Linked DNA regions of Homo sapiens: region 2 is linked to region 1. Evidence: chromatin contacts called from ENCODE Hi-C or POLR2A ChIA-PET data. All regions are on one chromosome and are shown on one strand. Each heading gives the region's core, a stretch centred on a gene start or an enhancer-like site at or near the end of the contact. The rest is flanking DNA. Distances are from core to core; before and after follow the strand shown. Region 1 has its middle 57 kb from the start of CREB1. Region 2 has its middle 15 kb from the start of MIR1302-4.

Region 1 (4,707 bases), core at 1,402-3,901:
TGTATTGGTCTAAAGAGGTTTTGAACCCCTCTACATGATTAGGCTAAGATATATATGGTAAGACCAGAATAAAAATAAATATCTTTGAATTGTGTAACAAATCGGCTCCATGCACTGTATCAGAAGGGCCCTGGCCATTGTCTCATGAATTACCAGCAGATGGCCCAGCACACAGAGATGGCTACATCTGGCCTCTCACCTTTTTTGGGATTGCACAGGGCTCTTGTACCAGATCAGGCTCAAAAGGTTATGGCCAACAATAAAAGAAGAAATAAAACTTGTAGTAACAACAATGTGTAAGGCACCAAATGCTCTGATTTTCTTGTCACATTAAAAATATTTACTGGTTTCTCCAGCCCAGATTTAGCGGCAACCCCAAGCACAGAGGAAATAAACAAATCACTCACTCACCAGAATGAGCTGGTGGCATCATCGCCAACTTCATCATTCTGCCCTTCGGTGCTTTTTCTTTTCTTTTTTTGATTGGTTCTAGTAAGTTATTCATACATAATGGTATCAGTGATGGGGTATAAATACATATATCACAGGAAGGGTTTTGTTGTTGTTGCTATTGGTTTTGTTTTTTTTTTTTGTAAATTAACTTTACAAGCATCCTGCAGCGTTTTCAAATTGTAAACTGCTGTTTCCTAGTTCATAGACTCGTAGAACCCCAGAGCCAGGCTTAGAGCACGTCCAATCTGTTCCTCTGATTTACAGCTGTGATAACTGAGGCCCAGAGAGGTGAATGACTGCTCAAGTCAAACATCTCATCCATCTCAGCATTGGATCTCAAGTTTCTGCCTCCAGACCCCCTGTCCTGCAGGACCTTTTGGCTTTGCTGTCCTTATTTCTCTTCTTCTGATCCCTCATCTGCTCCTTCCTTTGCTGATCATTAGAACAGGAAGAGGGATAAGGGGCAGCTGCCTAAGGTAAGGCAGACGCTTGACCTCTATCACAAACCCTGATCTCATCCTTCAGGTCCTCTTTGCAGTCTGGAAGGGAGAGGAAAACAGGAGGAGAGAGTGGAAACCAAGAAAGTATCCAAGAGGAAGAGATAAGGAAAAAACGGCATGGGGAGAGGTTTTTGTGTCTACCTGCTCAGATACCAGGAGAAGTGAATAAATGCCTCCCCTACAGCTCTCCTGCCCTCCTCCCACAACTGTGAAACTAAAGTCTTAATGAGAATTGATCCAGCAAACAAATAGATCCAAAGGGGTAATAGGACTGATATGGATCTTTCATGGGAAATTGGATGTATCATGGGAAATAAGGAGTCATAGAAAATTATGAATGAAAAATAAGCATAATCAATATACGATTAGAGATGCAAGGGGAGTGGGTAATGATTCCAAGGCACTGACTGCTTTGTTTCACATCATGATGCTCATCACAGGAACCTATGTGCTCCAGACTGGGCCATGCAATTATGACCAACATGCTAGCTCCCTATGCTGACTGGCTGGACTGAATTAATTACTTTTATTATTATTATTATTATTATCTTAAGGAGACAAGGTCTGGCTCTATTGCCCAGGCTGGAGTGCAGATCTGGTGTGATCTCAGCTCACTGCAACTCCACCTGCCAGGTTCAAGCCAACCTCCCGCCTCAGCCTCCCAAGTAGTTAGGAATACAGGAGTGCACCACTGCTCCCGGCTAATTTTTGCATTTTTGTAGAGACAGGGTTTCACCATGTTGCCCAGGCTGGTCTCTAACTCATGGGCTCAAGAGATCTGCTTACTTCAGCCTCCCAAAGTGCTGAGATTACAGGCATGAGCCACCATGCCCGGCCTGAATTAGTTACTTCTTCAGCTTCCTCGTCTTCTAGCTAAAAACCAAGATCACACCTTCAAATGCTATGATTTCACATTTACATTCTGCTCTTTTTCTTTCTGTCACGTGATCCTATCTTTAAATTTGGGAAGGATGGGGAGAGAAGGCTGTTGAGAGATGTTGCATGAACATTCATCATACAAGCCCATGAACCTGAGAGAGAATTCAGCAAGAAAAGTGAGACCAATAGGTTTGTGTGGAGCCTTCCTGTGTGGGCCACGCTGGGTTGGCCACGCTTTCCTTTGTTGCAGATGACACCTGGCTAGTGTCCTGTCTAGGATCCCAAATTCTAACTAGGTTTCCTCCTTCATGAACTGTTGGGTTTTAGTTAATGATTCACCCCTTCAAACACTCAGTTCTGACCCAGGACTGACTCAAGGCTTCCCAAGTCCCTGCTCGCAAATAACAGAATTCTTTGGAAATAAGCTCTTTTAAGAAAGTCTGTCCTCGCACTGCAATCTGAAACGTAGCAATTCGGCCTCTCCGGCCATCTTCATCTGTGTGTTTCTTGCATACAGAATTAAACTGGAAGGTCAGAGCCATTGTCTGTCTCTAGATCCGATTTCTTGCTTCGTAGTCTGGCGGGGAAGTGCTTTAATCTGGTATATTTACATTAGTCCTACTAACACATTTCCAAGTTCTCCAGCTGCCATGCTACGTGAACCAGGTCAAGTCTGGGAGGGAGAGGTTTGCTTTTCCTTCCTGTGACCTCAGGACTGATTTAATTAAACATCTCCTCCAGCCCCGATTTATAGTCTGAAAAGTGTTCTCACAGAGGCCCTTCGATGTGCTCTGCTTTTCAATTAGCTGAAATGCAATAAGTTAAATCGAAACACCATTCTGAGTGTCTGCTGCCACCCTGAGAGCAGTTGCAACAAGCGCATTCGTCTCTGAGCATTTAACTGCAAAGGGTTTAGATAAATGAGTGGTGGTTTCCTTTGGTAACTTAGCACGGTTCTGTAAGACAGATGAGAGGATTGCTGAGTTCCTCCCTGAGCTCCTGGGGGCTGCCAAGCTATCTCCCTGGATTCCCACTGTGAGGAGGAAATAACCTTTTAAATCTTATTTTATAAACACAAATTCTTTTTCTTTAAGATTAAAAATAAGAAAACCCATTTAACACATGGGGTAGGGGGGCTGAGGAAGTGAAGGGGAAAAAAGGAAAAAGGATGTCACAGTGGAACTGTCCTAAGCCTGTCCCTGGTGGCTTTTTGTTTTACCATCAGGCATCAGATGTCCTCCCCAGTTTGACAATCCTGACCCCCCAACCTGCCACCTAGGAATGAATGAAACCAAATTTCCCATAGGAAATGCTCTCTGCTAGTCTCTCAAAGGCTTCAGCCTCAAAATGAAATCTGACAAAAGAAACAAATTAGATTAAACTGCAGCGCTAAGGGCTTTGGATTGCTCAGATAAAAGAATCTACAGAGAGTTGTTAGGACTGAGCACAATCATCTTCTGCAACTTGGAGAAAAAATCTGAAGTCTTCCTTCCTACAGCTGTTCTTGCTGGCCATGGTGCAGTTTTTTTTTATCATCATCTAAAGGCAATAAACAGATGGTGGGAGATGGAAGGGCTCACGAAGGACCACAACCCGCGTGCCCACAGAAGCCGGGCAAGTAATATATGTGGACAAAACTGATCAGTGAGGATTTTTATGTGAGCTCTCCAGATTTTTAAATGTTGACAACTCATTCAATTAAAAAAAAAAAGAGTCCACCACTGTTACCGCAATGTTTACTGAGCACTTTCTATGTGCCAGGCACCTTATGAAATCCATTATAAAGTGCATCCTCACAACAGCACAGTGAGAGGCAGATGCTGTTATTACCTTCAGTTCATCTATGGGGAAAAGCAAATCTCGAAGTGGCAGAAGCAGCCCCTGCCCACAGCTGGGGCCCTGTTTCTATTTACTACCCTAGACTGCTTACCAGTTCTGTAGATGGCCGGGCGCGGTGGCTCACGCCTATAATCCCAGCACTTCGGGAGGCCGAGGCAGGTGGATCACGAGGCCAAGAGATCGAGACCATCCTGGCCAACATGGTGAAACCTCGTCTCTACTAAAAATACAAAAATTAGTTGGGCATGGTGGCGGGCGCCTGTAATCCCAGCTACTCAGGAGGCTGAGGCAGGAGAATCACCTGAACCCGGGAGGCGGAGGTTGCAGTGAGCCAAGATCGCACCACTGCACTGCAGCCTGGGCGACAGAGCAAGACTCCAGGGGAAAAAAAAAGTTCCGTAGACAAAGAAATTGATGCTCACTGGGATTCATGTGGCCAGAATCATAATAATAGTCGGGTGATTTTTTTTTTTTTCAAAGTAAGTAAACTACAGAAACGGAGCGTAGAGCGTAAAGAAGACATGCTGGAAAAGACAGAGAAATATAAGAAAAATATGTGTCATTGTTCCACGATATTTAGCCTTGTCCTAATGGTTGCGCAGACGAAGAGATTAGAGTTTTTATTTTAAAAACTGTGAATTTAAGCATCAATGATGCTGTTTCTATGATCATTCCCTGTGATTGAAACCAAATGGTGAAACAGCCTCACGAAAATGTCTGAGGTTCAAATGCAGTCGCCATTCTGTGTTTGTGTAGACAATGCTGCCCTCTCGTGGCTAACTTCTGAATAGAATTATTTTGTGATTAAAATCAGAACATTTTTACGTTCTCTATTTTCCCGAAGTATTCTGTAGAATGTTGCATCCATTTGCATCGCATATGTGATAATAAGTACATTACTTACATAGCACAACACCTTTGCATATTTTATATCTAATTTGGGATCGAGTTTGTATTATTTTTGCGATTGTTTTATAGGGCACTGGAAGAAATGAATGGAAAAAAATTATGATGCTACTGGGCTCCTGAACTTTCA
Region 2 (4,707 bases), core at 643-3,142, 190 kb before region 1:
TGCCCAGTTGAAAACCACTGTTCTAAGAAAACTGGAGGGCTGGAATTAAAACTCACGTTTACCACTCATTGGGTGATTCGACCTCTCTGTGTTCCAGTTCCTCATCAACAGAATGACTATCTAACCTTACAGATATCTTTTGGTCCCGAAATCTAGAATTTTATGGGTTTGTAGAAAATCAACTGGGTTAAATAGAAAGTCTAGCGTCATGCAGAAAACCAAAAATACAGATAGAAATGTAGCTAGGTTTTCTGATTGCAATTTTGTACCTGTTCATTCACTTGTGTGGCAAATATTTATTGTCTATTATATCCCAGGCACCATGATAGGCACTGGGAAAGAGTAGTAAACCAAAAAATGAGATTCTTTCATGGAGCTTACCTTTGGCTGAGAAAAACAAACCAGAATCTTGTAGGGTTAATAAGTAAGAGTATTTTAGATGGTAGTAAGTGACATAAAGTAGGTAACATGTAATAGATAACTACTGGAACGGTATTGGGGGAAGTAAGTAACATAGGATAAGGTGGTCCAGGAAGCCCCCAGAGGAGTTGTTACTTGGACTAAGATCTGGGTGATAATGAGGACAGAGCCAAGCAAAGGTCAATGGGAAGAATGTCCCCATGACAGAGGGAATTGACGTGTATAAGCAGTGACATGGAAAAGAGCTTGGAACTGCATTCATGACAATACAATAGCAATATGTACATGGTTAGAGAGGTACCAAAAGAAATTGCGTCAATTTATATTATTAGTAGCATGGGGAAAATGCAAGTGGAAAAATAATCTCTGGTTTTTCCATAGGAGAGTGATTATAGTGGAAATTAGATCCAGAAAAAGCTCTCATATCATGGCCTTCATTCATAATGCAATTGAAAAATTGTGTTTGGGGAAATTCTGGAAACAAATGCCCCCAAAACTCATCAATGCCTTTCTATCATCATTTAGTACTAGGAGGGGGGTGCCAAGAAGATGTCTACTGAATTGCTAAAGCAATAAATTGAGGAGATAATCTTTTTCATGGTTGGTATGCTCAGGGGGAATAGGTCCAGCAGATAAAATGATAACTAGATTTAGTTGACAATTTGCTTTGAGTAAAATGTCGAGCTTGTAAATAATTTTAAAATAGCCTGTCATTCAATTGTGGTGTGTCCTTTAAGAAATTTTAATCGATGGAAAACACATTTCTCAAACACAGCTTCTAACCCCTGTGAAACCAGCTATTGGTTTAAACAAAAAGCTGTGACACAATCAGATCTGTGTGTGCAGTAGCTTACTAAGGAGAGTGAATTGAACTACAACCCCAGAATTTCATATTATAACAATATTCTGCAACCTAAGAATTAGCTATTGAGATGACATGTGATGTGGAAACACACAACTTGTTCAGCCCTTTTTGCTCAAGGGCACTGAGAAGCTGAGGTTTCCATCCACTCATCAGAAACAATCAACATACACATAAACTTTTGGCTGCAAATGGATTGTCTGTTTGGTATCTTTGCCAAAAGCTCAGCATTATAGAGAAAAAGAAAGTGAAAGGGAGAGAAAGGTGGAGGGAGAGGAAAGATATAGCAACTGTCTGAAATTAGGGTCTAGTGTCACCTTGAGAAGATGAACTCAAGAATAAAAATTCTACTACAGAATTTGGGGGTGGGGGAATCTCTCCTCACTCCCACAACTATCAGTAATCTAAGCTAAAATCCCTTTCTACAGTGACATCCATGTCAAAATGGGGAAGAATAGTGATCATTCTAAATGTAACATGAGCAATTTGTCGCCTTTTCCAGGCCCACTGCTTCCCCACTGTGGGTGCTGCAGAGGCAGTGGCTTTTCTTCCTCTTTCCCCTCTTCAACCCTGCCCAAGGCTGCACTGCTGGGGCACACAGCCTGGTGGCCTCCTCTGACTAAGCTGTTATTTTCCTGAAGAACTTTTTATCAAAGGAAACCAATCATTGTCCAGCCCCTGGTGTCAGGAGATGCAGCAGCAAAACCCCAAGGGCAATAGAAAGCTCTGGTTTTTTTAGGTTGAAACTCCTGGAGAAGATGTCTTGGGTTGTTTGTTTGTTTGTTTGTTTCTTGCTTGGATCTGGAGAACATTCTCTCTCTTTTTTTTCAACATTGACATGGATTATAAAGATATCATCCCAAATTGCTAGCATGGCAAATAAACCAATACAATTAGAGAATAAGGACACCTCCTGAGCATTTAACTGAGGCTGGCTAGGTGTTTATTTTTAATGAATTGATTGTCATCGATTATCAAAACATATATGTATTGATTTTATCCCTTATATCTTGGAGGCTAAATAATCTGCAAAGCTATTAATCCTGGATAGATTTAAAGATAATAGATAATGATGCATTATTCATAAATGTTGTACAGCAGGATATCCATTATACAACTGTTACTCTCTAGCAATATCACTTTCACATACATCTGTTATTATTTTATTTAAGCCAGATTGTCAGAAATTTTAGGAATGCTAATTTTTAACATTCAGCTTTATAACGAAATATCAATTCCTTTTTTTTCAGTCTAATGCAACCATGGAGACTGTATGAAGATGTTGCTTCCCTACCTGCACCTCTGGCCCGATTTACACATAAGCACACTCACAAAGATATGTCTACAGGCTGCATGGCTCTGTTATTGACTACTGAATGGTTTCCAGGCTGTCTTTGTCTCAAGGTCAATCAGACTCAAGTTCCACTTTTTTTTTTCCTCTTGTAGGAAGATTTCTTTATTGGTAAGCTGATTTAAATTCCTTTGCAGATATTGAACCAAATCTGCTCAGGCTGCAGCCTCCTGGGACCTTTCACTCTGGGCTAAATATAAATAAATACCCATATAGGACAGCTTTTGATGAAACATTAAAGATCACTCTGGTTATATGGCTTCTAGATTTTCTATTTTCTGTATGAAAAACCCATGGCGGTAAAAAGAACCTTCGCCACGGAAAGGAATAGATTTGTAAATTGCTGCCTATGGACCTCCTGGGACTTAATGGCACAGGGCAAAGAAGCAGCTGAGCTTGGCAAAGGAAGCAAGATAAATAAAATTAGCCACCAAATCAGCTCCTTTAAAAATACCAGCTGTCAACTCCCTCCAGCGTTTATGAATTTGGGGGCATGTTACTGTCACATTGTGTCTCACCCAGGACCAAGCAGCATTGCTCTTTTCAACTGGGAAAGGGTCCCTAACTCCCCTCACAGGGAAAGCTAATGCAAAAATTTGCCCTTTCTCTTTCACTCTGTCTCCCTTGTCATGTGTGCAAGGAAGAAACCAATCCAGGCCAACCAAGAGTTATTGCTATAATGATTATACTTGTCATTGTTTGTTCTTAAACTATTCACCAAGTAATCCCTTTAAAGGGTAGGGCTACTGGCTTTAGAAAGTAAATTTGCTAATGGAGATGAGAGATAAGGCTGGAAGAGCAGAAATAAGAGAAGGGCAGGAATCCTGCAATCTTTGTGGGGTGCTTGTCTCTCTATTGTAGCTCCCCAATGGGATCCAGCCTCTGCAGCTTTGGGAAAGAGCCTTGTACTACTTGACCAGGCATTGAAACTGAGGTACAGCCTCCTTCACAGGTGGAGATGGGAGACACACAACAATTTTAAAAGCTAACCTTAGCCAGGCCCTGCACTAATTGCTTTGTAAGCATTATCTCACTGAATGCTCCAAACAACCCACCAAGATGGGTAATATTATAACCCCATTTTAAAAATGAGCAAATTGAGTAGTTAAGCAGTTTGCCCACCCTCCTGGAAGACGCACCATGTAGCCTTTTATGATGTATGAGGCACCCTGCTCTTGCTGGGACTCAAGGGTGACCAGCAAACCACAGACACATTCTGGAGCCAATCAGTTATGCCCAAGCTGAAAGCATGTGCTTCCAGGTGCATGTAGATTCTTCTGGCCCGGTGAGAAATCTCTAAGCATTGCTGCATTGCTGGGCAAGTCATCCAGCGAGAATCAGCTGGAATCACACAGATCACATGGAGACCCTGGGGAAAAAAACACTGGGACAACTCCTTCTCCTTGTGTCTATTTGCAGCCAGGGGGAAGAACCGGAATGGGATCAGACACAGACTAACCATTTTAATCTTAATTTGCACCTAACTATGTACATCCTTTGGCTGGAGGCCAGGAGAATTTCCTGTTACAGTTTATAGAAGCAAAATCATTAAGTATATCTCTTATGTTGCTGTTGATTCTAAGGAAAAAAAAAGAAATCTTACAAAGCTCAGTCCATGGTTGGCACATAAAGACCATGTGTTGGCTCATTAAAATAGTAATTTTTTGTTATTGTTTATTTTTTAAAACACATGAAGCTTTTCTACTATGCTTGGATCAGAACTCTGTATAATTCACAGAAAACCACAATCATTGCACAAAAGAAAGCTTCCATTCCAAAACAGGCAGAATATCAGAATACAAACAGGCAAAATCCACACTCCACAAACTGAATGCAGGACCTGCAGTGAGTGAGCCAGAAGGGTTGGCACAATTCAGACTGGGGGGAAAAAAATCTATTTTTCCCTCAACCATAGTAAATATGAGAGTGCTTTACTCATAAAGAGCTTTCCAATGCTATTATTTTTGTTTGAGCTTCACAAGGCAATGAGGGAGATGTGGTCATCCCCCTTTCCAGATTTAGATCAGCTACGTGACTTATCCAAGGTCATGATCAGCAGTGGAGGGAACTCAGG

The links. A loop is a pair of places that touch in the nucleus more often than their neighbours do. ChIA-PET counts read pairs that join two places held with the same protein, here RNA polymerase II (POLR2A). Pooled maps may share reads with other maps.
Region 2: a map of heart left ventricle shows a loop between it and region 1 (2.7-fold over the local background). The contact joins two enhancer-like sites. A Hi-C loop is called at or near these places in 1 of 168 maps with a recorded cell type or tissue (heart left ventricle), 2 of 37 single-sample maps with no recorded cell type and 9 of 50 pooled maps. POLR2A ChIA-PET finds 5 or more read pairs at or near these places in 1 of 52 experiments (H1).

Annotation. Positions count from the first base shown.
Region 1 is chr2:207,470,645-207,475,351 of GRCh38, forward strand. No RefSeq gene overlaps it. Among named protein-coding and RNA genes, the nearest start is that of CREB1, 57 kb to the right of the region's middle. Within about 2 kb of position 2,652, at least 5 of the 41 ENCODE cell types and tissues checked have a DNase peak (open chromatin) inside an H3K27ac peak, as active enhancers do.
Region 2 is chr2:207,281,684-207,286,390 of GRCh38, forward strand. No RefSeq gene overlaps it. Among named protein-coding and RNA genes, the nearest start is that of MIR1302-4, 15 kb to the left of the region's middle. RefSeq lists a silencer at 3,770-3,829. Within about 2 kb of position 1,893, at least 6 of the 41 ENCODE cell types and tissues checked have a DNase peak (open chromatin) inside an H3K27ac peak, as active enhancers do.